2 separate regions of the Homo sapiens genome follow, and region 2 is linked to region 1. A link is a loop called in an ENCODE intact Hi-C map of the cell type or tissue named here. Cell type or tissue: GM12878. All regions are shown on one strand. Each heading gives the region's core, and the rest is flanking DNA. Links, peaks and the distances in the headings are about the cores only. Region 1 holds the start of LOC105372071 (a long non-coding RNA gene). Region 2 has its middle 28 kb from the start of RPRD1A.

What was found. Hi-C counts contacts between places; a loop is a spot of excess contacts. Peaks named below come from ENCODE experiments on the same cell type or tissue, not always from the same donor. Only the 100,000 strongest peaks of a DNase experiment are listed, where the experiment ranks them.
Region 2: it touches region 1 in a loop (2.4-fold over the local background); 3 of 110 quality-filtered maps call a loop at or near these places.

What each region holds. Positions count from the first base shown.
Region 1 is chr18:36,653,854-36,669,020 of GRCh38, forward strand. It overlaps FHOD3 (formin homology 2 domain containing 3), which reads left to right. Exons shown (of 29, transcript NM_001281740.3): 14 at 4,222-4,335. It overlaps LOC105372071 (a long non-coding RNA gene), which reads right to left and starts at 9,565. Exons shown (of 3, transcript NR_132982.1): 1 at 9,454-9,565; 2 at 7,064-7,156; 3 at 6,536-6,710. RefSeq lists an enhancer at 8,269-8,428. In GM12878, for the core only: a CTCF peak has its summit at 8,343 (motif pointing left); no DNase peak of the experiment used is centred there.
Region 2 is chr18:36,087,780-36,102,946 of GRCh38, forward strand. No RefSeq gene overlaps it. Among named protein-coding and RNA genes, the nearest start is that of RPRD1A, 28 kb to the left of the region's middle. RefSeq lists a silencer at 11,038-11,198. In GM12878, for the core only: a CTCF peak has its summit at 8,335 (motif pointing right); no DNase peak of the experiment used is centred there.

The DNA.
Region 1 (15,167 bases), core at 5,934-10,933:
ATTTTCCATGAAATTAGTACTTTATTACTTTACCCTTGAGAGGTAGGTTCTATTACAAGCATTTACTACACTGAGGAAACTGAGGCACAGAAAGGCTAAGTACCTTGACCAGAGTCACTCAGCTAGTATGTTGCGAGGCGGTTTCAACCCCAGGCAGCCTGTTCCAGAGTCGCTTCCTAACCCGTACGTGGTGCTGCTGTCTGTCATTTAGGCAGTCAGTCACTTTCTCTCCTTACTGCACTCACCACACCCTGCCAAGGCAAGTCCTTGTCAGCAAGATGTTTTGCCAGAGCCTGTGTTTCGGGGACCCCAGTCTGGGTGCCCTACTCAACAGGAAGCTGCACCATGTTTTAAATGAAGGCTTATAGGACCTGAACCTTGAAGGAAGCTCCTTCATACCATGAAAATGACCAGTCTTTATGGGTATCAGACCTTTCACCTAATAAATAGGAGGGCTAATCTAGATCTATGATCGTTAACAATTTTTGCTTACTATATCTGAAGGAATTTTGAAGTTTCCCTCCAAGTTTTGAGAAGCCTGTCTACAGTTTTTTTTACTATAAGTTTAAATTGTTGATATAATTTGTCTATTGTATATATGCTTTATATTTTTTTCAAAACCTTGGGGCTTTAGATTTAACTGATTTAATTCTGGAAAACACCTATGTATACCTACTTGGCAAAGCCAGTCCTTAGTCAAATGAGACTTAACTTCTGTCAGAAGAAGCCTGATTTCATGTTTCAGTTCAAATAAGCGAGCTCATACGCATCCCTGACAACAGTCTCATTTTTGGGGCTGATTCTCAGGTGGGCACGTAGACAGAGATGAGGCATGAGACCTTGCTTCTAGTTTTTCCCTGGATAAATAAAGCTCCGTCTTCTCCCTCCAGCATACTTCTTAAGGAATTCCCTCAGGAGTGATATTTTCCTTTGCTTGGTACCATGGAGATCTTATAGCACAAAGCAGTGCCCCACACTGATTCCACCTGCTCAAGAGTTTTTTTTCTTTCTAAAAATGGAAGGTGATTTTGGAAGGAGAAGCTGGAAAGGACTGGGAGACCCTAGGAGCAGCATGGGAAGATCCATTTTTAAAAAGAGCAGATATGGAACTTCAGGATCTGAAAATTAATTTCCTCTGATTTCCAGAATGGCTTTGTATACCTCCAGGAGTTGTGAACTGAGCTTCTTTTTTTTTCCTTCTTTTTTTTTTTTTTTTTTGTACCCCAATCATACTATCCCAGTGAACCAAATTTGAATTCCTTGAAACTACAAGTTCTCTGCAGGTCTCTTCCAGGTCTACAGTTCCAGGATTGTTGTTATCTTTCACACAGTTTTTGCGGAATGAATCCAACATGACTCTTACACCTTCCAAGAACAATATCTATGTGCAAGTTAGGAGCTGAACATTTGACTGGAACAAAAATATGTTGGTGATCTCATCTTTCCCAGAGAGTGTGTTAGCCCACGGTGGTGATGCTGGTCTTTCTGGTGATGGTCTCGGCCCTAGTTGGGGCTTTCCTGGGCCCCAGACCCTTCCCGTTTGGTCTGCAAGCTTCACCGCTATTTATAGTCGTGGGGGTGGGAGCAATAGAAACACATAAGCTGTCCAGTTGAAGATACACGTAAGTTGTGGGGGAAAAAAAAAGCTGCTTGCTTGTGAATGAAGGTTGACTTTGATTTAACTGAGCAAAGTTTGTAAACTTTTAAAATCACTTCTCCAGCAGGAACTTGGATACTGTACAAGTATTGTTCCTATTGATTTTTCTGATGTTCACTTTTTGTGGTTTTCATGGGTCTGTGTGACCACAGATGGACTACTCAGTGGTTGACTGCGATTGAATGGGTTATAATAAAGACCGACCAGTTAGTCATTAAAAAGAACCCTCACCCTCCACACACACACACACACACACACACACAAAAATGCTGAATAGTGAGTTGTATGATCTAGTTAGTTTGGCTGAAATTGAGAAGCAAAATTAGACTATGAGGCATTTGAATTAATTGCTTAGACATTAGGAAAACCAAAGGAGGGAAAAACACATTCTGCTTGTTTTATTTCCATAGCGTCATTTAAACACAATTTTAGCAAAGTGATCCTGTTAAAACATTCTGCAGGATGTCCACTTGTGGTGGGAAGGGAATTGTTTTAGCTGCTGGAGTAGGATGACAAGCTGAGCATCCAGGCAGCTGCTGACACAGGCATGGAGCCTGTGTGGATCAGGCTGCATCAGGGTCTCGTCACGGAGAGTGCTAGGTGTCGTGCGGGGCAGCCTCCTTCCCCTCCCTCATTGCAGTGCTTGCTGCCTGGTTTCTTTCCCTCTTTGCTCATTGGCTTTCTCTCCCTTCTCTATTTCTGCCTTTGTAGGTTCCTTTCATCCTTTGCTTTTGTGCTTCCTATGTGGCCTGTGGTTTGGGAACCCTGTTGAAAAATTAAACCAACACTCACTTGGAGAAGCAATTAACCTGTTTGACATGTAGAGTGTTGGGTTTTTAAAGAGAAAATGAGTACTCAGAAACCAAGTCCCACAAAGATGATGTGTTCACAGAGGATAATGGAATAGAGTGGTATGCTCTGAGCCTCTCTCTGTCTGGCACTGAGAATATGCCAGCCATGTGACACTAAATAAATAAGGACAGCAACAGCCAAACTGACCAGAATTAGCAGCACAGGATAGATGCGGGTCGTATCAATATTTTATTTTCCATTATAATAATGAAATTTCTTATTGAAAACTGAAATTTCATCTCTCTATTCTTTTTTAAAAAATAGCCCATTTTTATAGTTTTTCCTACACTTAGTTTTTGACTTTTGAGTATATTTTTGCACAGTTGTGATCAAACTGTGTATATTATATCCTGATGTTTTCATTTAGCCTATATTATCATTTTTCGTGTTGTCACTTATAAAATTGGTAATCATTTTTAAGGGTTGCATAATAGTCCATTGACAAATAATATATCATACTTTCGTAGCCATTTCCACATTTCTACCTGGTTAAGTAGTTTTTAGTTTTCTACCATGATCTAAATAATGTTCCACTATTTGCAGGAGCTTTCTGGAAAGAAAAAGAAAAAAGATAAATAATGCTCCAATAAGTATCTTCCTGTATGACATTTTCAGTATATAAATAACTATAAGGTTATTTCCTTATGTTATCTTCCCAAAAGTTGACTTACTCTGTCGAAGGATACACTCATTTTGAAATCAGTTTGCTTTCCAGAAGGGATTCCAATTTCTGTTGATGGGCGTTTGGACTGGATTCTCCATGTGCAAGAAGCTCTTTGTGTCCTTATAGTGACTGTTGGGGTCCCACACATTCTAATACAGTGTCCCTAACCAGTTCGGTGGACGGGGTGGGTCCTGCTCTGTGGCTGGGTAGATTTGCGAGGCAAAGCTCTCTGAGCCTCATTATTTGTAAGTAATCCTGAGTGTCTGAGCCCATGCAAGGGCATCAAATAATGATTTGTTTTCTGGGAGTGCTCTGAGTGATGATACCTAAATATGGTCTGCTAAAGGACGTCTAGTCTGAAAAACAGAAATCTAGAATTTTACAGATCTTGAAATTTAACTTGTCAGACATGTCTGGAAAATCATCAAATCTCATGTAAACCTCATGGCTGTAATTTTGGTTCAGGGGAAATGTTGGATGAAAACATGAATACATGCACCTCTAAGGAGCAGGCCAGTCCAGAAAGCCTGGGGACAGTTTCTCCTCAATCACTGAACATGTGATGGGATTACATTTAATCAGTGAAATTGATATGGAAATACTAAAGTGGAATTTTAAATAAGATGTTTCTTTAGCCAACCATATGGTATTTCTTACAGACCTGTGATGGAATTAACACTAATTGTGCCACCATGTGAGGCAAGAAAAATCTTCATGGTTCAAGTGAAATTGATTTGGATTTTTAATTTATGTTAGCAAATAATTTTAACGTACATTTTAAAAAACAGGAAATGTTAGGGTTTTATTTAAACCCTTTGTCATAAATCTTGCTGCCTAATGGTTTTAGACTTTGGGAAACTCCTCTTATGAGAAATTATCAGAAAAAAACAGGGAACAAACCTCTTTAGGTAGAATTACCACTAACAGTGGTAGCATTTCCAGACCTGTTTCTCTTGCAAAAATTAAAATGGTTTGCTAAGTCTTATTTACTGACTTGTACTTATTTCTCTATCCTTTTCCCCCCAACTTAAACCTCTGCACTTCTTAGATACAGCAATTTTGGCAATAACTCTTATCACTCCTCAAGACCCTCATCTGGATCCAGTGTGCCCACCACCCCCACATCATCCGTCTCACCCCCACAGGAGGCCAGGTTGGAAAGGTGAGTTCGACAAGCACGCTGATAGCTTCACAGTCCTCAAGTGAGGGGAATCAATTTGGTTAAGTGTGGTTAAAGGAAAAATATAAATAAAAGACATAACATGAAGTATTTTCCTTTACAGAACATTGTCCGAAGCCAGGAATATTTTCTCTTTCTTTCACACTATTTACTAAGCAAATATTTTATTAGAGGTGATATTTTAATATTAGCGTCTCATCCCCCTACACACTTTCCATAGAAAGTATAAAAATGTCTTCTAAAATATTTGTGTGAATGTTTTGATTCATTCCTTAAAAACTGTTCTAGATTTTACGTAAGCTCTGCAATTTGTTATATACACATCAGTTTTCACCATTGAATGATTAAATCTGTGTAAATCAGAAAGTAGTGGGCCCATTAAGGTGCTGTATAATTAATCCAGGACCTACCAGAAGAGAAAAGAATTGTATGGGTACATGGAAGGAATTTAACTTGGCAAGAGTATTAGACCACCAGAAATTAACTGATTATGACTCCCAGAAGCAAATGATTGCCCAAGGATGTGTTTACAAGGGAAAGGTAAGACCTGTAATTTTAGAACAGTTAGAAAGTTACCCTCACATGGCAAGAGTGCTGAGTTAGAGAAGACTGGTTAGGATTCCAGCTCACTCACTTGGAAGTTATTTAACCCTGAGGGTAAATGCCAATTACACCAACCCATACCTTAGAGGGTGATTTTGATGAGCAAACAAAAGTCCACTCGGGAGTGCTGTGTGAAGCCCACCATGTGTATCTGGTGGAAGCTGTTAGTGTAGGAGATGATAGCATGTAACTTCCAGCAGCTCCTCATTCATCAGGAATCTAGACATGAGCGACATCAGAGATCACTTACCTCAAATCCCAAATTTAAAGCAACCTGCGTTCCACATTTAGATCCTCTTCTATGTGTATTCTGAAGTATGTTTTGCCGAGTGCTGCTGGTGATTGGAGGTTTGGTTGGGTTGAGAGCAGGCAAGACCTTAAGCCCTGGGAGGAAGGGAGGTCCAGTGGGGTTTGCCTAGTCACATGTCACTGTTAACTTCTAAGATGGCATGTAGATCCTACGGTGTCAAGCTCTCAGATTCCACAGTCCAGTGTGGTCCTGGGCTGAGCACACTTGGGCTAAGTTAGGTCTTGATAATAAGGTAACCATTTGATTACCCCGAAGACACCATTACCTGTCTGTAGTTCTGTCCTTTACCCTAGGGCACCTCCTGTTGGGATTAGCTGAAGTTACCTGTAGTCCTGAAAAGGTCACCATACAGATGACCCTTGTCAAATGGGATGTAAGATTTGGGGCCAAAGTGAGTAATATTGGAGTCAGACTGATACGACGTTGCACATCTTGCACCTGCCAAGCTGCCAGCTCCTCAGGGACTAGAACCAGGCTCTGTTCATTGGTGTGTTCCCTACAGTGCCTGGGGCCTGGCAATAGTAGAGCCACAGTAAACACTGATGGAAGGATGGGGTGACTTAGCTGCTCACTGCTTGGGAACACTTTGGAGGTCTGTGAAGTTATAAAGTTATACAGACAGGGGTCCATGTGGCCCACAAGATTACCAAAGCCCTGGGCTTGGATGTTCTTCCCAGGTTCTGAAAGGGAAGCCCCAACCTCTGCCCGCTTTTCTGCCACTGGAATCCCAGGTCCAGGTTTGGGCTAGAAGATCCAGGATCCTGAAGGACTCCTGTCTGTGTCTCCTTCTCTGCCTGGACTGGCTGAAGTGCCCCTGGGGATAAGGAGGGTGGGCAGTTAAACCAGGAATGGTAGAATTGGATCCCAGAGCCTGGGCGCGGTGGCTCACACCTGTAATCCCAACACTTTGGGAGGCCGAGGTGGGCAGATCACGAGGTCAGGAGTTTGAGACCAGCCCAACCAACATGGTGAACCCCCGTCTCTACTAAAAATACAAAACTTAGCCGAGTGTGGTGGTGCACGCCTGTTATCCCAGCTACTCAGGAGGCTGAGGCAGGAGAATCACTTGAACCTGGGAGGTGGAAGTTGCAGTGAGCCGAGATTGTGCCATTGCACTCCAGCCTGGGTGACCGTGAGACTCTGTCTCAAAAACAAAACAAAAACAAAAAAGACTTGGATCCCAGAGTGCCTTGAACATCCTGGGGAAGAGGCTGGACTTTATCCTGAGACCACTGGAGCTGTTCAAGTTTGGAAACAGGAGACAGGAGGCAGGAGGCAACCAATTCTAATTTGTTAGTAGCATAGAACAAGCCACTGGGGTGAGGCTGCAGGAACAAGGGCTGCCGCGAGGCAGTGTCAGAGTCCAAGAGAGATGACCGTGCCCAACATGGCACTGGCTGTGGGACTTGCCAGGAGCAGCAGGTTTGGCAGAGTTGGCTGCCGCCTGGAGGGTAAGAGGAGACGCAAAATGAGTAGAGGTTCAGGCTTGCACGAGTGTATGGATGTTAGAAACAAGGAACTGGGACGATACTGGAAGAAAAGCAAATTGGGTGGAGACTTCCAGCATGGGGCATGGGTGGTCCAAGGAGCCTGTCTGACATCCAGGGAGATGTTCCAGAGGCCCTGGGGAGGTGTGGACTCAGCAGTCCTTGGCTTGAAGAAGGCTCTGGAGTTAAATCCCTCAGAGAGCCTGGCATTGGGATGGGGTCACTGGGGAACAGCAGTGGTGGGATGACTCTCCTAAGTTCCTTTCCTTCTTACAGTACGCTGTTGCTGTAGGAACTTGGTTTTCTTTACCATCACTCTATCCACGAGCGAGTACGGTAGCTTCTAAGAGTCTATCACCTCCTTTACATTTGCTTGTCTTTTTCACTGTCACCTTGTGTGGCTCTGAAAAAACATATGATGAATCATTTGACATATCAGATGTGCAGTTTTATTAAGACCAGGAAGCCACTGGACCTGGCTGTATTACCACTTTACTTATGTTTTGTAAGTGGGGGAAAAAAAAAAAGAAATAAGAGGATCTTCTAACTCCAAATCATACTTGTGCACCATCGCCCAAGAATATTACATCAGTTGCACTTATGATAATAGACATTTTTATATAGTTTGAATTTTTTCTTTGTCATATTTGACAACTGAATTCTTTGGATATCACCCATAATCTAATTTCACCTATGCAAGTATTTTTTGCCCATTAAGATGTGTGATTATTTTTACTGAGGTATATATACTTTAGTAGAATTTGTAAGATTTATGGTTGGTATGTTTTATATATACATATATTATTAAAACCAAAAAGGAACTATATTATCAATAATGGTTACATTTCTGCAATGAGGATGCGCGTCTTCTGTGATCATACCCCTGACTAATAAACATTGTGCCTGAGCCCTGTACAATACTAGGAAGTTCTAGAACTTCATTCCCTTGATTTGGAAACAAGACTACTTCACTGAAGTCCTGGGATAATCAGGCCAACTAAAACACCCTTCAGGCACCTCGGCCCACTTTGGAAATGCAAGTGGACATTGTCATGAGCTTGGAGTTTTCCATTTCTTCCCCAACAAGTATATTCATGTGTTAGATGTTGATAAAACTTGGAATGATAAATTGACATAGGAAGGAAGTGCTGAAGAAACAATATGGAAAATTAAGTCAAGGATATTAAAATGAATCCATCTCCATATCTCCTATTATAGCTTTGTTAATAGGGCTCTCTTTTAGAAATAGAGTAATATTTTCATGAAGTTTGGAACTTAAGAGAAAACAAAACAAAACGAGAAAACCAGAACTATCTGCAAAGGCCCTCAGGAATACAAGATGCAACTGTTTAATGAAAGCAGACTTTTAAAACACTTCACTTTTTGAAAATGTACTTTTTGAGCAGATAATTTCTAAATGTTTTCTTTGTGAAAGAAAATAAAACTACAGGAATATTTGAACTATTTGTGTTCAAGTATTCAAATGAAACAAACAAGCAAACAACCACACCTCAAGCGCATATGTGGTTGTGAGGCTTTGGGAAAGGCCGGGCCCATCCTCTTCCCTTCCCTGTAGTGACATCTCCATCTTGTGGACTTTCTCATCAATGGCGGCTGGAGGCTTGCCTTGTCAATGTGAGGAAACAGTACGCCCAAGCCCTGGGACTGAAGGTACCCTAAGACAGTCCTTGTTCTGGGACTAGAGAGGCCACCTAGAGTAAGCCTATCCTGCACTGTGAGTGCTCAGTGGGAAGAGGTTGTAGGAACCTCAGGCCCATACTTAGGACGCCAGAGAGGATTTCTCTGTGGACATGCTGTGCTGAAACCCAAAGGATCATATGCACTTTAACCATGCATTCTGTTCTCTTTTCCACTTGTAATAATGCCATTGTTTACTATAAATGACACTGACATGGCTGTTTTTCAGATTAATGTCAAGAGCCCTTAGAAGATCTTGGGAATTGTCTTTCTCATAGTTGTCCCAGCAGAGTTCTTCCTACTTCCTGTAAGATTATAAACCCAGATATAAGTAACAACATCTTGTTAGGGAGTAATAATGGATAATAAGGGATGGATAAAGGACATAACCTTTTGTGTGTGTGTAGTAAGAATACTTAACATGAGATCTACCCTCTTAACAATGTTTAAGTGGTCAATATGTTATTATTAACTATAGGCACTATGTTATGTAGGAGAGCTCTGGAACTTCTATAATTGTAGCTTTATACTCATCAGATAATAACTCCTTATATCCCTCTTTCCTCAATCCCCTGGTAACCATCATTCTATTGTCTACTTCTATATCTTTGACCATTTTAGATGCCTCATATGAGGGTCATTGAGTTGTTTTTTCTCATTGTATTATTGAAGTTCTTTATAAACTGTGATAAGAGTAGCAATCACTTTTCTCATTGTTCTTTTTTACTTCATTTATTGTGTGTTTACCATGTAGAAACATTCAATTTCATGAGTAAATCTTTTCTATTTTCATGATTTTGTGTTCCTACTGAAGAAAGCCTTTTTTCTCCTGGTTTCTTCTAGTACTTCTGTAGCTACATTTTGTCACATTTAAATGTTTTATCTATCTGGAAATTATTTTGGCAAATAGTATGAGGCAGAGGTCCAACTTCAGCTTTTTCATACATTCAACAACATGTATTGAATAACCCTTTGTTTCCCTACCGTGTGTCAGATACTAACAGGAAGGGAGGTTTGTTTATGCATCGGTGTGTTCAAACTGTTCTTAGGAGCATCTCCCCTCTTCCTGCTGTCAGCCTTCCCTGATCAGCCACGCTGACCTCTCAGGAGCTCTCCTTCCTCCCAGTTTTTGGCTTTACCACTTTCTTCATGGTCACTGGAATACAACTGTGTCATGTGCTGCCATGGAACAGTCCTATTATTGCATCATCTGCTTTTAGGAGGTTGTGTACAGTGACTGACAGTGCTATAGTAAAGAACAGTCATATTTTAGGAAGCTGGGAAAGTGGAAGCCTTCTGTGCTTCTGTGGTGGCTTCTCCCAGCTTAAGCTCTCTCTTATGGGAATCTCACTTGCTGTGATCCCCTTGAACACCTATCTCCACCATGTTTATGGAGACTTCTCCCTCAGAATTCAGGTTTCTGTTTCCATGCATTTCCTGCCTGTTGGCAGTTACTGTAGTTCTTCCAGTGATGGCCTGCCAGGCTTGCCTTTTGACTACCACCCTGTGTGTAACTTGTGGGTACCTGTGCCTTCTTCATCTTTGTTGCCAATTCCAAGTGGACTGTCTATTCCCTATGAATCCACATGCTTGTGTCTTCCCATTCTTGTCTGCTTTGGCTTTTATCATTTCCTTCCCTGACCTCACTAGTCATCTACATGTGCCTTGAAGTTCTACTTGGGTTTTTGAATGACTGTGTTTTGTGGATATGTGATCTGGGTGTTTTGCTGGATCCCAGATGCTTGCTGGCTGTGTTCTATCACTTGGTCAACCCAATACTTAAAAAAAAATTGTCAGTGGAATTGAGAGCCACATTGTGCAATGGGGTTCTAGTTTTTAAAAAAATTAAATTGGTTGATTAAAGTACATTTTTAAAAAACAAACTTCTCTGAGAAAATCCCAAATAGAATGTAAAATAATGGGATAAAGGACATTGTTTTTCTATGTGACACAGTTAATGGCACCCAGTCCACAAATGCCAGTAGGAAACAAGCAGTACAAATGTGGTCTGATTCCCCACCATTCAAAGATGCTGTGTTCTCCTTGGACTGCGCAGAAGCAGTCTTCCCACTTGCCTGCCACTAGTTCCTGACAGCAGTCTTGTTACAAACAATAAGAGTCCCTGTAAGGCTAAATGTGGTCCTTATTAATTGATTGCGTTACATCCAAAGCACGCAAGAGAAGCACTGGTTCTGTTGATGCAGTAAGTTCAGAGTGGGGTCTGGCTCGCTAATGGTAGGTTCACAAAGTGACTGTGGGCCCTAGGGAACCTGGGCTGTGCTGTGCTGTGGGACTGTGGGTCCTCAGCAGGTACTGGAGATTCTTTCTCCCACACATGTTTTAGATCTGACTTGACTTTTTCCCACCATTCCTACTCCCATCTTTGCCATGGTTTCCAGTTGTCACTTGCTACATTAGTTTTGTACCATTATTGTACAAAGATCACAGAGCAAAAAGGGGTGTGTGTGTATGTGAGAGAGAGAGAGAGAGAGAGAGAGAGAGAGAGAGAGATTGAGATTGAGATTTCTCCTTCAGAAAAATGTATTACTGGGCTGGGCGCAGTAGCTCATGCCTATAATCCCAGCACTTTGGGAGGCTGAGGTGGAAGGATTGCTTGAGACCAGCCCAGGCAACAAAGAGACCCCAGGTGTGGTGGCTTATGCCCATGGTTGCAGCTACTCAGGAGGCAGAGGCAGGAGGATCACTTGAGCCCAGGAGTTGGCAGCTGCTGTGAGCTAAGGTCATGCCACTGCATTCCAGCCTGGGTGACAGAGTGAGACCCTGTCTCAAAAAAGAAAATGTATATTGCTAGATCACTGAATGTTTGTTTTCCTATCTCTTTCCCCATTCCTTCCCTCAAAGCCCAGTAATGAGGACTAAATAAGTTTTATTGTTATAATGGAAGGATACTGAGTTTCCAGTTAATTTTGGAAATTATGTATGTAGGATACACAAGTCTTACATACTCATATATTTCATTCAACAAGTACTTATTGAGTGTATCGATTGAATCAGACACAGTCCCTGACTTCACAGGGCTTACACTTCAGTGGCAGAAGCAGAAGATGAGCAAATCATCTGCAAATAAAGAGTTTCCACTGCAGTGAATGCTGCGAAGAAAATGAACCTTCATAGGAGAGCTGAAAAGAGAGAGGCAATCAAACTGGGGGCCTAGCACAGGTGCTCTGTTGTTGTGGGGGATACCCCTGGCAAAAGGTCTGGGAAACTGAGTCACTAATGTAAGGCAAATTGCTATTTGCTCTGAGATTGGCCTGGTGGGGGGGCAGGGAGGTTAAGAGGGGGATAAGAAAATGGAGCGAGTCCATATCTTTCTTCAAAACAGGGTTTTGCAAATCTGGGAAAGATGGGAGACCATTTGGAATCAATTTAGCATTTAGAGAAGAGGCAAGTGTGCAAAAGAAGAGTGAGTTGGCCTGGAGTGAAGAAGCAGAGAGGAGATGGGAAGGAAGAATGTGCCTTGGTCCTGGCCAGCAAGGCCTGGGAGCCACGTAACACAGGAGATGCTGGTGGCAGTCAGCGCTTTGGGAAGCTTCCAGGAGATTGGCAAATTGTGAAGCCAAACAGGTGGACTTGGGGCTGTGACAGGAGAGGACTGACCTCCTTTGGGCCGGAGGACTCACTTGGTCTTAGATGGAGGGTGGAAATTAAGAGGGAATGAGAGAACTGGCAAGAACTGCTGTATGCCAAAGTCAGGGCCTACAAAGGGGCCAGTGGACAGGCTGAAGCATGACAACAGCCAGGGCCTGGAGGAATGGCTTCATGCTCTAGATATGAGCCAGCACAGTAATGTGAGACTCCATGTGGGACCAGTCTCCACAGCACACTGCGTGAGCCCTGCTATTCCTTCCCATGGCCAAGGAGCTCAGATCTGCACTGAAGCAGTGTGTGCAACAGGCTGGAGAATAGAAAGCAAGAGGGAGACTGAAATCCACATCCAGTCTCTGATGATGGCTGTCTTCAGGATTGTAGCAGTGGTGATGAGAAAAGCTGCCTGTTTCTTGGAGATGCCTCTGGGGCTTGCTGGTTTCATCATGAGAGCTAGGATATGACCCTGAAGCTATGAAGGAAGATTCTTAATTTTTCTTTTTTCAGGGCAAGCAAATGCCTTTTACAACTGGGCATAACTTAGAGTTACCTCTTGTCCTGTATCATTAGACAGGGTGATCCTCAATTTCATAGCCAGGTTGTGAGGACGATCTCATTGCTCAGCATCATTTCAATGCCATTTTATTATTATTTTTGACCTCTAAGTCTTCATATCAAATTATCTACTTGTGAATTAAGTGCTAATTTCAAGTATCAGATATTTTATGAACTTAGTTTTTGCTTTTGTTAATATTTTACCAGAGATGATAATTTACTTTTTAAATAGGAAACATCGAAGGTTTGCATCTTTCGCAAATAAGATTTTACTTAACTTGAACTTACCAAGGGATATTTTTTTAAAACAGCTTTTGCAGTAAAATTGACACGCAAGAAACAGCACATAAGTTTTGGCGTATGTGTACAACAGTGAAACCCTGACCACAATGGAGATAATGTGCATATCCATCACCCCAAAAATCTTCTGCTGCCTCTTTGTGATTATTGCTGCCCTTCCCCATCCCTAAGCAACCACTGATCTGCTTCTTCATTGTAGATTCATTTGCATGTGTGTTTTTAGCATTTTATATAAGTGTAATCAGGCAGTATATACTCTTTGAGGGGAGTTGACTTCTTTCAGTTAGTATAATTGTTTTGATATTCCTTCATGTTGTTGTGTGTTTCAATTTCTTTTGATTGAGTAGTATTCCATTGTGTACATAAACCATAATTTATCTGTTTACCTGTTGATAGACACTTGGGTTGTCTTTGTATGTACATGTGCTTTCATTTCTCTTGGGTAAATATAGTCATTCGTCACTTAATGATGGGGCTATGTTCTGAGAAAAGCAGTGTTGGGCAATTTTGCTATACAAAAATAATAAGGGACTATTCTGAACAATTATATTCCAATAACTTTGACAACTTAGATGAAATGGAAGAATTTCTTGAAAGACAAAAACTACCAAAACTCACAGAAGATGAAATAATCTGTATGAATTAATATAAGATAAACAAAGATAGAGACATTGAATTTGTAGTTGTAAACTTTCCCATGAAGAAAGCTCCAGTCCCAGATGTCCTCCTAGGCTATATGGTATAGCCTGTTACTCCTAGACTGCAAACCTTGCAGCGTGTAACTGTACCAAATACTGTAGGCAGTTGTAACACAGTGAGAAGTATTTCCGTATCTAAACATAGAAAAGGTATGGTAAAAATACAGTATTAAAGAGAAAAAAATGGTACATCTATGTGGGGTACTCACCATGAATGGAGCTTACAGAATTGAAAGCATGAACATTACTGTTCATGCCTAGGACATTACTGTACATCACTGTAGACTTTATAAACACTGTGTACTGAGGCTACACTAACGTTATTAAAAAAGAAAAGTAGTTGTGCTACAATGTTATGATGGCTATAACATCACTAGGTGATAGTACATTTTCAGCTTCATTGTAATCTATGGAACCACTATCTTGTAGAACATTGTTGACTGAAATGTTAAGTAGTGCATGGTTGTTACTAAAAGTAGAATTGCCAAGTTTTATGGCAGGTGGATGTTTAGCTTTTAAGAAATTGCCTGTCTTCCACAATGGCTGTACATGAGTAATGCTCATAAAATGAGGGGAAACATACTCCTTCCTCTTTAGCTTTCTAGAAGAGGCTGCGTAGAATTAGTACTAGCTCTTCCTTAAATATTTCATAGAATTCACCATGAGGACATCTAAGACTGGAGCTTTCTTCAAGGGAAAGTTTAAAACCACAAATTCAATGCCTCTAATAGATATTTATCTTATATTCTTATCAGATCATCCATTTCCTCTTGAGTGAGTTTTAGTAGATTTGTCTTTCAAGAAATTCTTCCATTTCATCTAAGTTGTCAAAGTTATTGGAATGTAATTGTTCAGAATAGTCCCTTATTATTTTTTTTAGTATCTGTAAAATCTGCAGTGATCGTATTTCTCATTCTTAATATTGGTAATTTGTGTCTTCTCTCTCTTCTTTCCAATCAGTCTGGCTAGAGATTTATCAATTTTTTTTTGACCACAAAGAACCAGTTTTTGGTTTCATTTAATTTTTATACTGTTTTTCTGTTTGTTTTATTTTCTTGCTTCTGCTCACTTTGTGTAAAATTTGCTCTTTTTTTCAGTTAGGAGATGAGGTCATTGATTTGAGACTTTTTATCTTTTCTAATATAGGCATTCAGTGTTACAAATTTTCCTCTAAGTATTGCTTTTGCTGCATTCCACAAAGTTTAATATGTTGTGTTTTTATCTTCTCTTAATATGCTTCTTAAGTTCTCTGTCAATTTTTAAAAAGTCTTTACCCCATGGGTTATTTTAAAGTATTTATTTAGCTTATAAGTATTTGTGGATATTCCAACTATCTTTCTGTTACTGATTTCTAATTTAATAAAATTGCGGTCAGAGAACATATGTTGTATGACTTGGATACTTTTAAATTTATTGATATTTGTTTTACAGCCCAGAATAGGATCAACTGTGGCAAATATACTGTGTAAACTTGAAAAGAATATGTATCCTGATGTTTTGGGGTAAAATGTTCTGTAGATGTCTATTTGGTTGATGGTATTGTTCTAGTATTCCGTA
Region 2 (15,167 bases), core at 5,244-10,243, 570 kb before region 1:
GGGAGGGTGAAGGATGAAAGGCTACACATTGGGAGCCGGGCATGGTGGCTGCTTGGCACGGTGGCTAATGCCTGTAATCCCAGAACTTTGGGAGGCCAAGGCAGACAGATCACTTGAGGCCAGGAGTTCGAGATCAGCCTGGCCAACATGGTGAAACCTCATCTCTACTAAAAATACAAAAATTAGCCAGGCGTGGTGACAGGTGCCTATAATCCCAGCTACTTGGGAGGCTGAGGCAGGAGAATCGCTTCAACCTGGGAGGCGGAGGTTGCAATAAGCCAAGATTATGCCACTGCACTCCAGCCTGGGTGACAAAGTGAGCCCTTGTCTCAAAAACAAAAACAAAAACAAAAAACCCGATGGCTACACATTGTGTACAGTGTACACTGCTTGGGTGATGGGTGCACCAAAATCTCAGAAATTACCACTAAAGAACTTTCCCATGCAACCAAACACCATCTGTTCCCCAAAAACTATTGAAAAAAGTATTTAAAACACAAGAGTCAAAAAATAATTTAAACGTTTATGAAGTACAGTAAGCTAAGGTTAATATATTATTCAAGAAAAAAATCATTTTTACACATTTAATGCAGCCTAAGTGTATAGTATTTATAGAGTCTACAGTAATGTCCTAGGCCTTCACATTCACTCACTACTCACTTTCTGACTCACCCAGGGCAACTTCCAGTCCTGCAAGCTCCATTCGTGGTAAGTACCCTATACAGGTGTACCATTTTTTAATCTTTCATACCATATTTTTACTGTACCTTCTCTACATTTAGAAAGATTTAGATACACAAATACCATTGTGTTACAATTGTCTACAGTGTTCAGTACTATAACATACTATACAGATTTGTAGCCTAAAACAGTAGGCTATATGATATAGCCTAGTTGTATCATCTAGATTTGTGTAAGTACACTGTATGATATTTGGACAAAGATAAAGTTGCCTAATGGTGCATTTCTTTTCTTTTTCTTTTTTATAGTTTCTTTTTTTTTTTTCAGACAGAGTTTCACTCTGTTGCCCAGGCTGAAATGCAGTAGTGCAAATATTGGCTTATTACAACCTCTGCCTCCTAGGCTCAAGCGATCCTCCCATATCAGCCTCCCGAGTAGCTGGGGCTACAGGCAACACAACCACACCCAGCTAATTTTTGTATTTTTTGTAGAGACAGGGTTTCATCATGTTACCCAGGCTGGTCTCAAATTTCTTGGCTCAAGCCATCCTCCCGCCTCAGCCTCCTAATGTGCTGGAATTACAGACATCAGCCACCATGCCCGGCCTGGAACATTTCTTAAAAACATATTCTTGTTATAAAGCGACACATGACTGTGCATTCAATGGAAAATTATTCAGTCATTAAAAGAATGAAATTCTGGCCAGGCATGGTGGCTCATGCCTGTAATCCCAACCTTTGGGAAGACAAGTTGGGTGAATCACCTGAGAGGTCAGGAGTTTGAAACTGGCCCGGCCAACGTGGTGAAACACTGTCTCTAATAAAAATACAAAAATTAGCCAGGCATGCTGGCACATGCCTGTAGTCCCAGCTACTCTGGAGGATGAGGCAGGAGGGAGAATTGCTTGAACCCAGGAGGCAGAGGTTGCAGTGAGCCGAGATCATACCACTGCACTCCAGCCTGGGTGACAGAGTGAGACTCTGTCTCAAAAAAAAAAAAAGAAAGAAAGAAAACACGGAAGGAATGGAATTCTGATACATGTGAAAAATGAGTGAACCTTGAAAACATTATCTAAGTGAAATAAGCCAGACACAAAAGGACAAATTTTGTGTGATTCCACTTACATGAGGTACCTCAAATAGGCAAATCCATAGAGGCAGAAGGTAGAGTAGAGCTTAAACAATGGTAGGGGGAAGAGGGGAGGGAGGGAACAGAGAGTTATTGTTGAGTGGGTATAAAGTTTCTGTTTGAGATAATTAAAACATTCTGGAAGTAGATAGTGGTGATGGCTGCACAACACTGTGCATGTACTTAATGCCACTGAGTTGTACGCTTAAAAATGGTTTAACTGGTGGCGGAACATGGTGGCTCATGCCTGTAATCCCAGCACTTTGGGAGGCCAAGGCAGGCAGACCACTTGAGGTCAGGAGTTCAAGATCAGCCTGGCTAACATTTTAGTGAGACCCCTGTCTCTACTAAAAATACAAAAATTAGTCAGGTGTGGTGGCATGTGCCTGTAGTCCCAGCTACTCGGGAGGCTGAGACAGAAGAATCACTTGAAGCCCGGGAGGTGGAGCTTGCAGTGAGGCGAGATCACACCACTGCATTCCAGACTGGGCGACAGAGCAAGACTCCGTCTCAAAAAACAAGCAAACAGAAAAAGGTTTAAATGATAAATTTTATGTTATGTATATTTTGCCACAATAAAAAAAAGAAAACTCAATTTGAAATTGTATTATGGAAATTTCTAAGCATATACCAAAGTTAAAAGTATAATGGACTTCCATGTATCCATCACTAGTTTCAACAATTATCAATTCCTGGGCAAATTCTGCTGTTTTACCCACCACCGTCCCTACTGGATTATTTTGCAGCAATATCCAGGCATTTTATTCTCTGCAAATATTTGAGAATGTTTTTCCAAAATAAATTAAGCATTTTTTTTTTTTGAGACAGTGTCTCACTGTGTCGCCCAGGCTGGAGAACAGTACTGTGATCTCGGCTCACTGCAACCTCCGCCTCCCGGGTTCAAGCAATTCTCCTGCCTCAGCCACTGAAGTAGCTGGGATTACAGGCACGTGCCACCATGCCCGACTAATTTTTGTATTTTTAGTAGAGACAGGATTTCGACATGTTGGCGAGGCTGGTCTTGATCTTCCGGTCTCAAGTGATCCACCCGGCTTGACCTCCCAAAGTGCTGGAATTACAGGCTTGAACCATTGTGTCTGAACATAGTAAGCATTTCTTTACCAAGGATTTCCTATTCCTCCTCAAAACCCACATCAGATATCACCTCCTCTGTAAGACCATTTGTTTCCCATTTCCCTTAGAAGCAGCATGACCCATTCCTCTCTATGAGTATTGACAACTTCTTACCTATCCCTCTGAACCATGGTTTCTCAATCTTGGCACTGCAAGTTGTTCCCCTTATCCTAAATGTGTGGGGCACAGTGGCTCAGCCTGTAATCCCAGCACTTTGGGAGGCCGAGGTAGGCTGATGACTCGAGACCAGGAGTTTGAGACCAGCCTGGCCAACATGGTAAAACCCTGCCTCTAAAAACAAACAAACAAACAAAAATCCGCAAATGATTGGGACCAGAAGTATTAAAGATTTTGGATTTTTTGTGGATTTGGGAACATTTGCATATACATAATGAGATATCTTGGGGATGGGATCAAGTCTAAACACAAAATTCACTTATGTTTTATATATATGCTGAAGGTACTGTAATTTTATACAATATTTTAAATGATTTTGTGCATAAAACCAAGTTGAACCCTCAGAAAGCAAAGGTGTCATTATTTTAGTCACCCAAGTGGACAATTTGTGATTGCTTGTCATTACCATCATTCCTGGCTCTGAATTTATACGCTACCAATAAGCCATCATTTTCTTACACTTATTCACATGTAAGTGCTTAATAGTAAAACATGACATACACATCTGGCATGTGTGGAAAAGATGTATCAAAACTGAAGGGGCCTGGGAAAATCTTTTTTTCCCTTGGGGATGTTAAATAAACTGTGTGTTGTGCACCTGCATTTTGTCTGCAAATCATCATATAAAGTCAGGTATGGATTGTCCACTTGTGGCATCATGTCAGCAAAAATGTTTCCAATTTTGGAGCATTTTAGATTTTGGATTTTTGGATTAGGAATGCTTAACCTGGACTGATTTTGCCAGAGATCATTCTTTGATGTGGGAAGTGGTCCTGTGCATTAGAGGATGCTTCGCAGCAACCTGGCCTCTGTTAACTATTTGTAAGTAGCAAACTCCTCACTCCTTGTGACAATAAAAAATGTCTCCACACATCACCAAATGTCTTATATGGGCAAAATTGGCCCCAGTGGCAACTACTTCTTCAAAACTGCCCTGAAGAACTGCACTGCAGATATTTGCTTCTACATCTGTCTTCACTTCTCTTCTGCGAAATCCTAAAGGCCTGGACAACTTCTTCCTTATCTTAGGATAGCCAGTGACTGATTCTTGCTCAGATCTTCATAGGAAGCACCCTGAAAGGCCAAGGAAGCATTGGCAGATCTTCCTAGAACTTCAGGAAATCTGAGGCCATCACATCTAGCTCTAGCACTCCGTGTGGTGCCTTAATCACTTCTACAATGTCCCCTCCAGATTCTGTAAAGAATTCAAGCAATTGACACTTATCTCCCTGCAGGGGTGGGGGGCTCATTTTTAAAAAGTTTTTATGGTAAGCTGAAGCTTGCTGACTGTCTGACTTTACCCAGTGTCTCAATCCTTTTTTTTTTTTTTTTTTTTTTGAGACATTCTTGCTCTGTCACCCAGGCTGGAGTGCCGTGGCACGATCTTGACTCACCGCAACCTTTGCCTCCTGGGTTCAAGTGATTTTCGTGCCTCAGCCTTCTGAGTAGCTGGAATTACAGGCATGTGCCACCACACCCGGCTAATTGTTGTATTTTTAGTAGAGATGGGGTTTCACCATGTTGGCCAGGCTGGTCTAAAACTCTTGGCTTCAAGTGATCCACCTGCTTTGGTCTCCTAAAGTGCTGGGATTACAGGCATGAGCCACCCATGCCTGGACCCATTGTTCCAATTCTATTCTCTGAATTCTTATAAAATTAGCCTAACTTTACTTCCACATGATAGCCTTTTAGGTTTATGAAGACTACCATTATAATCATTCACTCAATCATTTAACAAATACATACTTGAAAAGGAGAAAAGCAACCACTGACATGTGCAGTTGGCCTGGCTCTATCACCTGGCCCTCTGTGGTGTTAGGAGCTCATCTGGCATCACAGACAGGTCATGGTATTCTTCTGATGAACATAAACAATCTCACAGAGCACCTACATCAGACAAGGGCACTCTATGACCTCGGTAAAGTGAGACAAAAACCAAACCAAACAAAAACAAGACCACTTCATAAATTTTATCCAAGAACAGGAAAAAATAAAGTCACTGTGTAAACCACAAAAATAGCCTCCTCTTCCTGCTAATATAACTGCTGCTTCTTTACCAATTATATCCTTAGCCTTGCTCTCTTCTTCCCCCTTCTAAAAAAAAATTTATTAAAATACCCAATCAGATAATTATTCCTGCTTCCTGGCATCATTCAATTCAGAGCAAAACCTCACTTCCTTGAAACCTCTGCCAAATCACCTAACTTAAGCCCAAATCCTCCTTGCTAACATACCAAGCCATTCCATGGTTCCCCCTCTTGTACATTCTCTTTCATGACAACAAGCCAAAAACTCAACTTGTTCAATTACAGGTATGTTCCTGGTGGTCTTTGGCTGGAAGGCATTGACATACTGAACACCTAATATAAGCCAGGCACTAGGGATAGGGCAATGAATAAAACAAACAAAAATCTGTGTCTCCGTCAGAGCTTCTGTGGAAGTGAAGAGTGAACCAGGTGAAAGCATAATATGGTGTGTTAGTTGTGCTATGTGCCATGTGGAAAAGTAATGTCGAGGAAGGAATATGGCTGTTGGGATTTTGGTTCACTAGGAACAGGCTTACTAAGGTGCCACTCTGAGATCTGAGGGAGGGGACATGTGACCCGTGCAGCTATTTCGGGGTGTTCAAAGAGCGAATGGCCAATACAAAGGCCCTAGGACAGGAAGGTGCCTGGGGTGGCTCAGGAGCAGCACGGAGAACTCCTGTGGCTGGAGTGGGTGATCAAAGAGGAGAGGAGTAGGAGACAGTAAGATGGGGCGTGAGGAGAGAACAATGATCAAATAGGGTCTTATAAACCACTGCCAGGATTTTGGCTTTTACTTTGCATAAGTGAGATGGGAAGTTGTTGCAAAGCGTTGAACAGAAAAATCACGTGGTTTCTTCTTCTTTCTTTCTTTTTTTCCTTTTCTTTCTTTCTGTTTTTTTTTTTTTTTTTTTTTGACAGAGTCTTGCTCTGTCACCTAGGCTGGAGCACAGTGGCATGATCTTGGCTCACTGCAGCCTCCGCCTCCCGGGTTCGAGTGACTCTCATGCCTCAGCCTCCTCAGTAGCTGGGATTACAAACACATGCCACTATGTCCACCTAATTTTTGTATTTTTAGTAGAGACAGGATTTTGTCACATTGGCCAGGCTGGTTTCAAACTCCTGACCTCAAGCGATCCTCCCACCTCAGCCTCCTAAAGTGCCGGGATTACAGGCGTGAGCCACTGTGCCCGGCCCAACATTTTTTTTTTTTTGTAAAATATCTTTCTAGCACACTACATTGTTTATCTATTTAACTTACTTCTTGTCCGCCTATTCTTTTTTTTATTTTTTTTGTAAAGACAGGGTCTCGCTATGTTGACCAGGCTGGTCTTGAACTCCTGGCCTCAAGCAATCCTCCTACCTCTGCCTCCCCAAAGTGCTGGGATTACAGGAGTGAGCTACTGACCCCAGCCTCTCTGCCTATTCTTACTAGAATAAACGTTCAATGAGAGCAAGGATTTGGGTCTATTTTTCTAATTAACAAACACTGCACAGAACAGTGTCTGGTTATAGTAGGGGCTCAATAAGTACTTGTTGAATGAATAGTTTTTGGATCCATTGTGACTTTTGTCTCACATCCATGAGCATGCTCCTTTGGCAGTGTTTCTCTAAAATGATCAGGGGATGTTCCAGCCAAATTCTGGAATAGTAGGATGTTTCTCCTTTGTTCAAACCCTGGCATTTTATGGTGCAGCCCAGCAAGCCTAGCCTGTTTGGCAGGCATATCAGCCACTTCATGCCTCCCTATCCAGAACCTTGTACTTTTCCTGCGAAGAAGAAAATCTACAGTCAGCCAACCCCTCGTAGCTCAGGATATGTGCTGTATCTCTAACAGTGGAATCACACATCTCATAGGAAATGGAGAAAAAGGACATCAGACATCCGACTGCAAAATCTCTTTTAAGAAAGGATGTCCCCAATAAAAGAACAAAGAAAGGAAGGAAGGAAAGAAGGAAGGAAGGCAGGAAGGCCCAGCTTGGGCAACATAGCAAGGTCTCATCTCTACTAATATATACATAAATAAATAAAACCGGCATGGTGGCGTGCACCTGTAGTCCCAGCTACTCAGAAGGCTGATGTGGGAGGATTAATTGAGTCTAGGAGTTTGAGGTTGTAGTGAGCTATGATTGTGCCACCTGCACGCTAGCCTGGACAACAGAGTGAGACCTTGTTTAAAAAAAAGGAAAAGTAAAGATGCCAAACTTGAACTCCCAAATTTTCAACTTTGGAGACCGTAGACAGGAGTTTAAGTTTCTTCTGTGGCATCAACTAGCTCTAGGACTTTAACCAAACCAATTAACCTCTCCAAACTTCGTTTTAGTCATCTGCAATATGAAACTAATAAGGCCTATATAGTAAGGCTGTTATGAGGATTGGGTAGAATTATGTAGAGGACTATAGTAGACCTTAGTAAATGCTATTTTTTCTTACTTCATAATCTCTTCCCATTTGCCAAATGTTTTCGGCTAAGATGAAGTGGGAGTAAAAATTAGCTGGGCGTGGTGGTGAGTGCCTGTAATCCCGGCTACTCAGGAGGCTGAGGCAGGAAAGTCACTTGAACCCGGGAGGCGGAGGTTGCAGTGAGCCGAGATCATGCCATTGCGCTCCAGCCTGGGCAACAAGAGCGAAACAGCGAAACTCCGTCTCAAAAATAAATAAATAAATAAATAAATAAATAAATAAATAAATAAATAAAGGACAACTGTGATATCTATTCTTTTGTATCTGGCTTTTCCCACTTAGCATATGTTTTCAAGGTTCATCCATGTTGTAGATAATTTTTTGTCTACAACGTTTTTGGAGATAAATTTGTTTTGTCTACAATTTTTTGTAGACAATTTTTAAATTGCATTTTCTTGTATGAGTGAGATTGAAATCCTGTAATATGTAAGCTTTTATATGATAAAAAGCCATTTGCGTCTTTCTCCATGACCACTTAATTCATGTTTGTAGTCCATTCCTCCTATCCAAGAATAGGAAATAACTTTACATGTACTCAAATATTTTGGCCCATCAGCAGCATTTGAGTTTCTCTTCACATACTTCTTGCACAGTTATGTTAAATAAAACTAGTTCTTTAAATTTACACCAAAAAAATAGCTAGTAATTGAACACTAGTAGCATCATTTCTAAATTAGTCATCTTCTCAATTTGTAAAATTTGAAGTTGTGTTAAAATTCCACAAGGTGGCAGACTGGTTCTACTAAGTTGGGCTTACTGCATGGGTTTAAATAACATCCTAAATGTGTTATATGCATTCAATGGAATAGTATTTAGCTTTAAAAAAGTGATATTCTGACACATGCTTCAACATAAATGAAAAAACTTTGATAAGATTATATTAAGTGAAATAAGCCAGTTACAAAAGGACACATATTGTATGTTCCACTTAAATGTGTAGTCAAAATCAGAAAGACAAAGTAGAATGGTGTTTGGCTGGGAAAAGAAGAAATGGGGAGTTATTGTTTAATGGATCCACAGTTTCACTTTCAGAAGACATAAAAATTCTGAATATGGATGGTGGTGACGACTGCACAACAATGTTAGTGTACTTAATGCCACTAAATTGTACACTTAAGAATGATTAACAAGGTAAATTTTATGTTATTGTATATTTTACCACAATAAAAAAGATGGTAAAAAATAAGATTCAAGTAAAGAAATGTATAAAGAATACAAAAGTCTTCCACTGTACTGTGTATCCTTCCAAAATTTCTGTAAGTACACCCACACCCAGGTGTGGTGTGTACTCAATATTTTACACTGTATTGTTCAATCAAGAGAAATATCCACCTCATCCTTTTTTAGAAAAAAACTTAGGAAAAGTTACTTTTTTCCTATGCAGTAGAATTCTGTGAGATTCACTACATATAGATTTGTGTAACCACCACCAAAATCAGGATACAGAATGATTCCATTACCATCTCTCAACCCCTGCCCCCCAAAAATCAAACTCCTATGCTAGTATTTTACAGTCACAGCCTTCCCAAAATGAACCCTGGGCAACCACTGATCTTTTCTTCCTATCATATTATCTTCTCCAGAGTACCATATAAATGGAAACATGTAATATGTAACCTTTTGAGTCTGCCTTCTTTCACTTAGCAAAATCACCATGTATTCATGGAGGTTGTTGCCTGTGTCAGTAGTTTATTCTTCTCACTACTGGGTAGTATTGCACTACACAGATATACCACAGCATTATTTATCCATTCAACTGTTGAAAGACACTTGGGTGGTTTCCAGTTTCTGGTGATTGTGAATAAAGCTGCTATACAAGTTTTTGTGCAAATGTTAAGTTTTAATTAGTCTAGGGCAAATACACAGGAGAGGGATTGTTGGGTCATAATGTACCCATAATGTAGTTGTATATTTACCTTTGTAAGAAATTACCAAATTGTTTTCCATAGAGGCTGTACCATTTTGCATACCCACTACCAATGTATGAAAGTTTAGTTACTCCACATCCTTGCTGGATATTGATATTGTCAGAATTTTTAATTTTAGCCATTTTAGGAGGTGAATACTGACAGCTCATTATGGTGTTAATTTGCATTTCCTTAGTGATTTATGCTATTGAACTCTTTTCATGTGCCGCCATGTGTTCTCTTTGGTGACATATCTACATATCTATTCAAGTTTTTCCCACATTTTAAAGAACTAGGTTGTTTGTTTTCTCACCATTGTGTTATGAGAGTTGTTTTTATATTCTGAAAACAAGTTCTTGGTTGGATATGTGATTTACGAATATTTTTCTCCCAGTTCATAGTTTCTCTTTTCTATTCTGACAAAACAAAAATTTTCAATTTTTTTTTTTTTTTGGTGGAGGAGACAGGGTCTCACTCTGTTGCCCAAGCTGGAGCACAGTGGCACCAACATGGCTCACTGCAGCCTTGACCTCCTAGGCTCAAGGGATCCTCCTATCTCAGCCTCCTGAGTAGCTGGGCCCACAGGCACATGCCACCATGCTCAGCTAATTTTTTACTTTTTTATTTTTTGGCAGAGATGGAGTCTCACCATGCTGCTCAATTGCTCAGGCTGGTCTTGAACTCCGGGGCACAAGCAATCCTCCTACCTTGGCCTCCCGAAGTGCTGGGATTATAGGTGTGAGCTACTGCGCCTGCCCAAACATTTTCAATTTTTCTGAAACAAATTATCAACTTATTCTTTTATGGATTGTGCTTTTGGTTCAAGTTTGCCTAACCCCAGGTTAGGAAGATTTTTCTCCTATATTTTCTTCTAAAAGTGTTATGGTTCTATATTCATATCTATGATCCATTTTGGATAAAGTTTTGTTTGGATTTTCATTTTGTTCTTTTGCCCATAATGTTCAGTTGTTTCAACACTATTTTTTGAAAAGACTGCTATTACACCATTGAATTGTCTTTTCACCTGTGTCAAAAATAAGTTGATTATATTTGTGTAAGTCTATTTCTAGGCTCTCTATCCTACTTCATTGATTTGTATATTTTTCCCTTGGTCAGAACAACCAAGTCATGATTATGGTAGTTTTATAGTAAGTCTGAAAGTCAGATAGTATGATTCTATCAACTTTATGCTTCTTCAGAATAGTTTTGGTTATTCTCATTCCTTTGCCTTTCTATATAAATTCAAGAATCAGCTTGTCTATACTTAAAAAGATCCTGCAATGATTTTGATTGAAATGAAAACATTTATTATGTTTTTTTCCAATCTATGAACATAGCATATCTCTCATTCAGCGTTTTTTTTTTTTTTTTTTCTTGAGACGGAGTCTTATTCTCTCACCCAGGCTTGAGTGCAGTGGCGCGATCTCGACTCACTGCAAGCTCCACCTCCCGGGTTCATGCCATTCTTCTGCCTCAGCCTCCCAAGTAGCTGGGACCACAGGTGCCTGCCACCACGCCTGGCTAATTTTTTGTATTTTTAGTAGAGACAGGGTTTCACCGTGTTAGCCAGGATGGTCTCGATCTCCTGACCTCATGATCTGCCCGCCTCGGCCTCCCAAAGTGCTGGGATTACAGGTGTGAGCCACCGCGCCCGGCCGCTTGTTCTTCTTCTTCCTCTTCTTCTTCTTTTTTTTTTTTTTTAAACACAGCATTTTGTAGTTTTTAGTATAAACACCCTTTACATGTTTTGTTAGAATCATACCTAAGTGTTGCAATTTGGAGGGAGCAATTTTAAATGGAATTTTATTTCTTAATTTTAATTTCCAATTGCTCATTGTCAGTAAACAGAAATAAAATTGACTTTTGTGTGTTGATATTGTATCCTGTACAAAGCTCAATTCACTTATTAGTTCTAGAAGTGTAACCAAACTCAGGTCCAGCTGCTCACCACCTATCAAGCTAAAAACACAAGAAGCAATGCATGGTAAAAGAAAAGTAACCTTTATTTCAAATGCCATCAGTGAGGGAGATAGCTGAGCTCAAGTCACAAAGAGATCATCTCAAACTTTTGGGCTGACTGAGGGAGTTTCAAAAGAGAAACTTGCTGTGAGAATCATGTAGGAGTGTTGCAGGGTGCAGCTCTGCATGCCTTGTTCTGATGGCTATCTTGAATAATCATCTATTCAGAGGTCTTGTTGGTGTTATCTTGACTTCAGTCTGGTGGTGGTGAACTAATTGTTTATGGACTCCCCTAAAAAGATGGATTTCCCAAGGCCTCCATGCCTGGTTTGTTTCAAGATTAGTCCCTGGAACTTTTAAACAAGGAGATGGTTAGATAAGTGTGTATGGTGCAAGGGAGTGTCTGGTAGAAAGGGGAGAGAAACAAAGAGTTTCAAAGTACATTTCAAGCCCATATTCTGAGTTTAGACAAAAAAGTTCAGAAATGCATTTTATAGCTAAGATACTCAGTTATAGAAGGGCCTATATGCATTTCTCTTACTTTATTTTACCAATGAACGTCCTTTTAAAAATTTACTTTAATTTTTACTTTTAGAGAGAGTCTTGTTCTGTTGCCTAGGCTGGAGTGCAGTGGTATGATCATGGCTTACTGCAACCTCAAACTCCTGGGTCCAAGCGCTCCTCCCACCTCAGCCTCCCAAATAGCTGGGACTACAGGCATATGCCATCATACCTGGCTCATTTTAAAATTTTGCATAGAGACAGAGTATTACTATGTTGCCCAGGCTGGTCTTGAACTCTTGGCTTGAAGCAATCCTCCTACCTTGGCCTCCCAAAGAGTTGGGATTACAGGCATGAGCCACCATGCCCAGCTGACATCCTTGTTTTATATCTGAGTTTAGATGAAAAGCATGTGTTTTTCACCAATAAGTATGATGTTAGCTATATGTTTTTTCTTAATCATATATGGTTAACTCTTTTTTTAAGAGACAGGCTCTGTTGCCCAGGCTAGAGTGCAGTGGTGTGATCATAATTCACTACAGCCTTGAACTTCTGGGCTCAAGCAATCTTCCAACAAAAGCCTACCTAGTAGCAGGTGCACACCACAATGTCTGGCTTATTTTTAAATTTCTTTGTAGAGAGGGAATCTCACTATGTTGGCCAGGCTTGACTTGAACTCCTGGCCTCAAGTAATCCTCCCACTTTGGCCTCCCAAAGTGCTGGGACTGCAGATGTGAGCCACCACACTCAGGCTGTAACTGGTTAATTTTTTTTCTTTTTTTAAAATTAAGTTCCGGGGTACATGTGCAGGATGTGCAGGTTTGTTACATAGGTAAACATGCGTCATAGTGGTTTGCTGCACCTATCAACCCATTACCTAGGTATTAAGCCCAGTATGTATCAGCTCTTTTCTCTAATGATCTCCCACCCCTGCCCTCCCCAAGAAGTCCCCAGTAAATGTTGTTCCCCTCCCTGTGTCCGTGTATTTTCATTTTTCAGCTCTCACTTATAAGTGAGAACATGTGATGTTTGGTTTTCTGTTCCTGCATTAGTTTGCTGAGGATAACGGCTTCCAGATTCATCCACGTGCCTGCAAAAGATATGATCTCATTCCTTTTTATGGCTGCATAGTATTCTATGGTGTATATGTATCATATTTTCTTTATCCAGCCTATCATTGATGGGCATTTGGGTTGACTCCATGTCTTTGTTATTGTGAGTAGTGCTTCAATGAACATACGTGTGCATGTACCTTTAAAATAGAATGATTTCCATTCCTCTGGGTATATACCCAGTAATGGAATTGCTGGATCAAATGGTATTTCTGGTTCTAAATCTTTGAGGAATCACCACACTGTCTTCCACAATGGTTGAACTAATTTACATTCCCACCAACAGTGTAAAAGCGTTCCTATTTCTCTGGAACCTCGCCACAAGGGAATCTCCTGATCCATGGATTGGAAAAAATTGTGGGAAAAGCATAGTACCCCTGGTTGGTGGCACAGTCCCTCACCACTTCCCTTGGCTGGGGGAGGGAGGTTTCCCTGGTCTGTGCACTTTCTGGGTGAAGTGACACCCCACCCTGCTTCTGCTCTCTTTCCATGGGTTGCGCCCACCACCCAGCCAGTCCCAGTGAGATGAACTGGGTACCTCAGTTGGAAATGCAGAAATCACCCACCTTCTCTGTTGGTCCAGCTTGGAGCTGCAGATGGGAGCTGCTTCTATCTGGCCATCTTGGTCCCTCCCTACCGTTAATTTTTATCAAACATTTTTTTCTGTACTAATTGATAAAATCATGAGGTTTTTCTTGGTCTGTAGTTTTCTTGTGCTGTCCTTGTGTTGTGGCCTTTGTAGTTCAGCAGGTGGAAGGGAATGGTGCCCAGCAGTTTTTTTTCTCCCCCATTGCTTAGCGAGCAGGAAGGAGGGTTTCAGTGTTATAGGATTCCTTCGGTGCTACTTTGCCACCTGGAAATCTCTTTGGCTGCCATGAACTCTGTCCAGGACCTCACTTGAGCCTGCTGGGCTCACTCTACAGGCTCGACCCAGCAGGCTCTGCTTGGCTTGCACCCTGGCCTATATCCCACACAGGCTGTGGGATCCGCACTCAACCTGTGGCTGGACCAGGCATGCTGTGAATGGCTTCCACATTAGGCACTGGCATCTAGATGAGGGGAACATGGTGGCACCTGAAAACTTGGAGACGTCAGTAACCACAGAGCCCCAAAGGGTGTTACAGCTCTTGCCTGGGGAGTCCCAAGTTCTGCCCCCAAGAAATGTTACAGCTCTCTCTCATTCCTGCTGCCCACAGCTTGACGAATGGGGTCTTGTTACAGCTTGTTCAGTCCTGCTGCTCGCAGCTTGGCAAGTTCCGGGTTCTTGTCCCGTGACCAAGAGGAATAAGGTACACGGATACCAGAGAGTGAGTAGGGCAGAGAAGAATTTTACTGAGCAAGAGAAAGAAAGCTCTCAGCAGAGAGGGGGCCCAAGAGCAGGTAGTGAGGCTAAGTGGGGTTTTTATGGGCTCAGAATGGGGGAGTACATGCTGATTGGTCCATAGGTGGGCTGGAAAAAGCACCATTTGATCGGCTAAAATGTATCAAGAAAGTTCTCACTCCAGTCACGGACTCTATCCATAGCTGGCAGCTCGGTTTTCAGGCTTCAGGCTGTCTTTGGCTTGAAGGTTGGGTTTCACCAGGGACCTGTCCCTGTCTGCCTAGGAATTTGTCTGTCTCCTTTTTGCTATCACTTGTCTGATTTTGATATCAGGGTAATGTCCTCATAAAATGGGTTAAGAAGTGTTTCCTTCTCTTCCATTTTCCAAAAGAGGTCATGTACTATTGCTATCATTTTTCTTTACATATTTGGTAGAATTCGCCAGTGAAACCATCTCAGCCTGGAATTTCTTCTTCAGAAGGTTTTAACTGTAAGTTCAACTTTTTATTTTTTTTCGACAGTCTTGCTCTGTCACTCAGGCTGGAGTGCAGTGGCATGATCTTAGCTAACTGCAACCTCCGCCCCCCAGGTTCAAGTGATTGTCGTGCCTCAGCCCCCCAAGTTGAGTAGCTGGGACTACAGGTGTGCACCATCATGTCTAGCTAATTTTTATATTTTTAGTAGAGATGGGGTTTTGCCATGTTGGCCAGGCTGGTCTTGAACTTCTGGCCTCAAGTGATTCACCTGCCTTGGCCTCCCA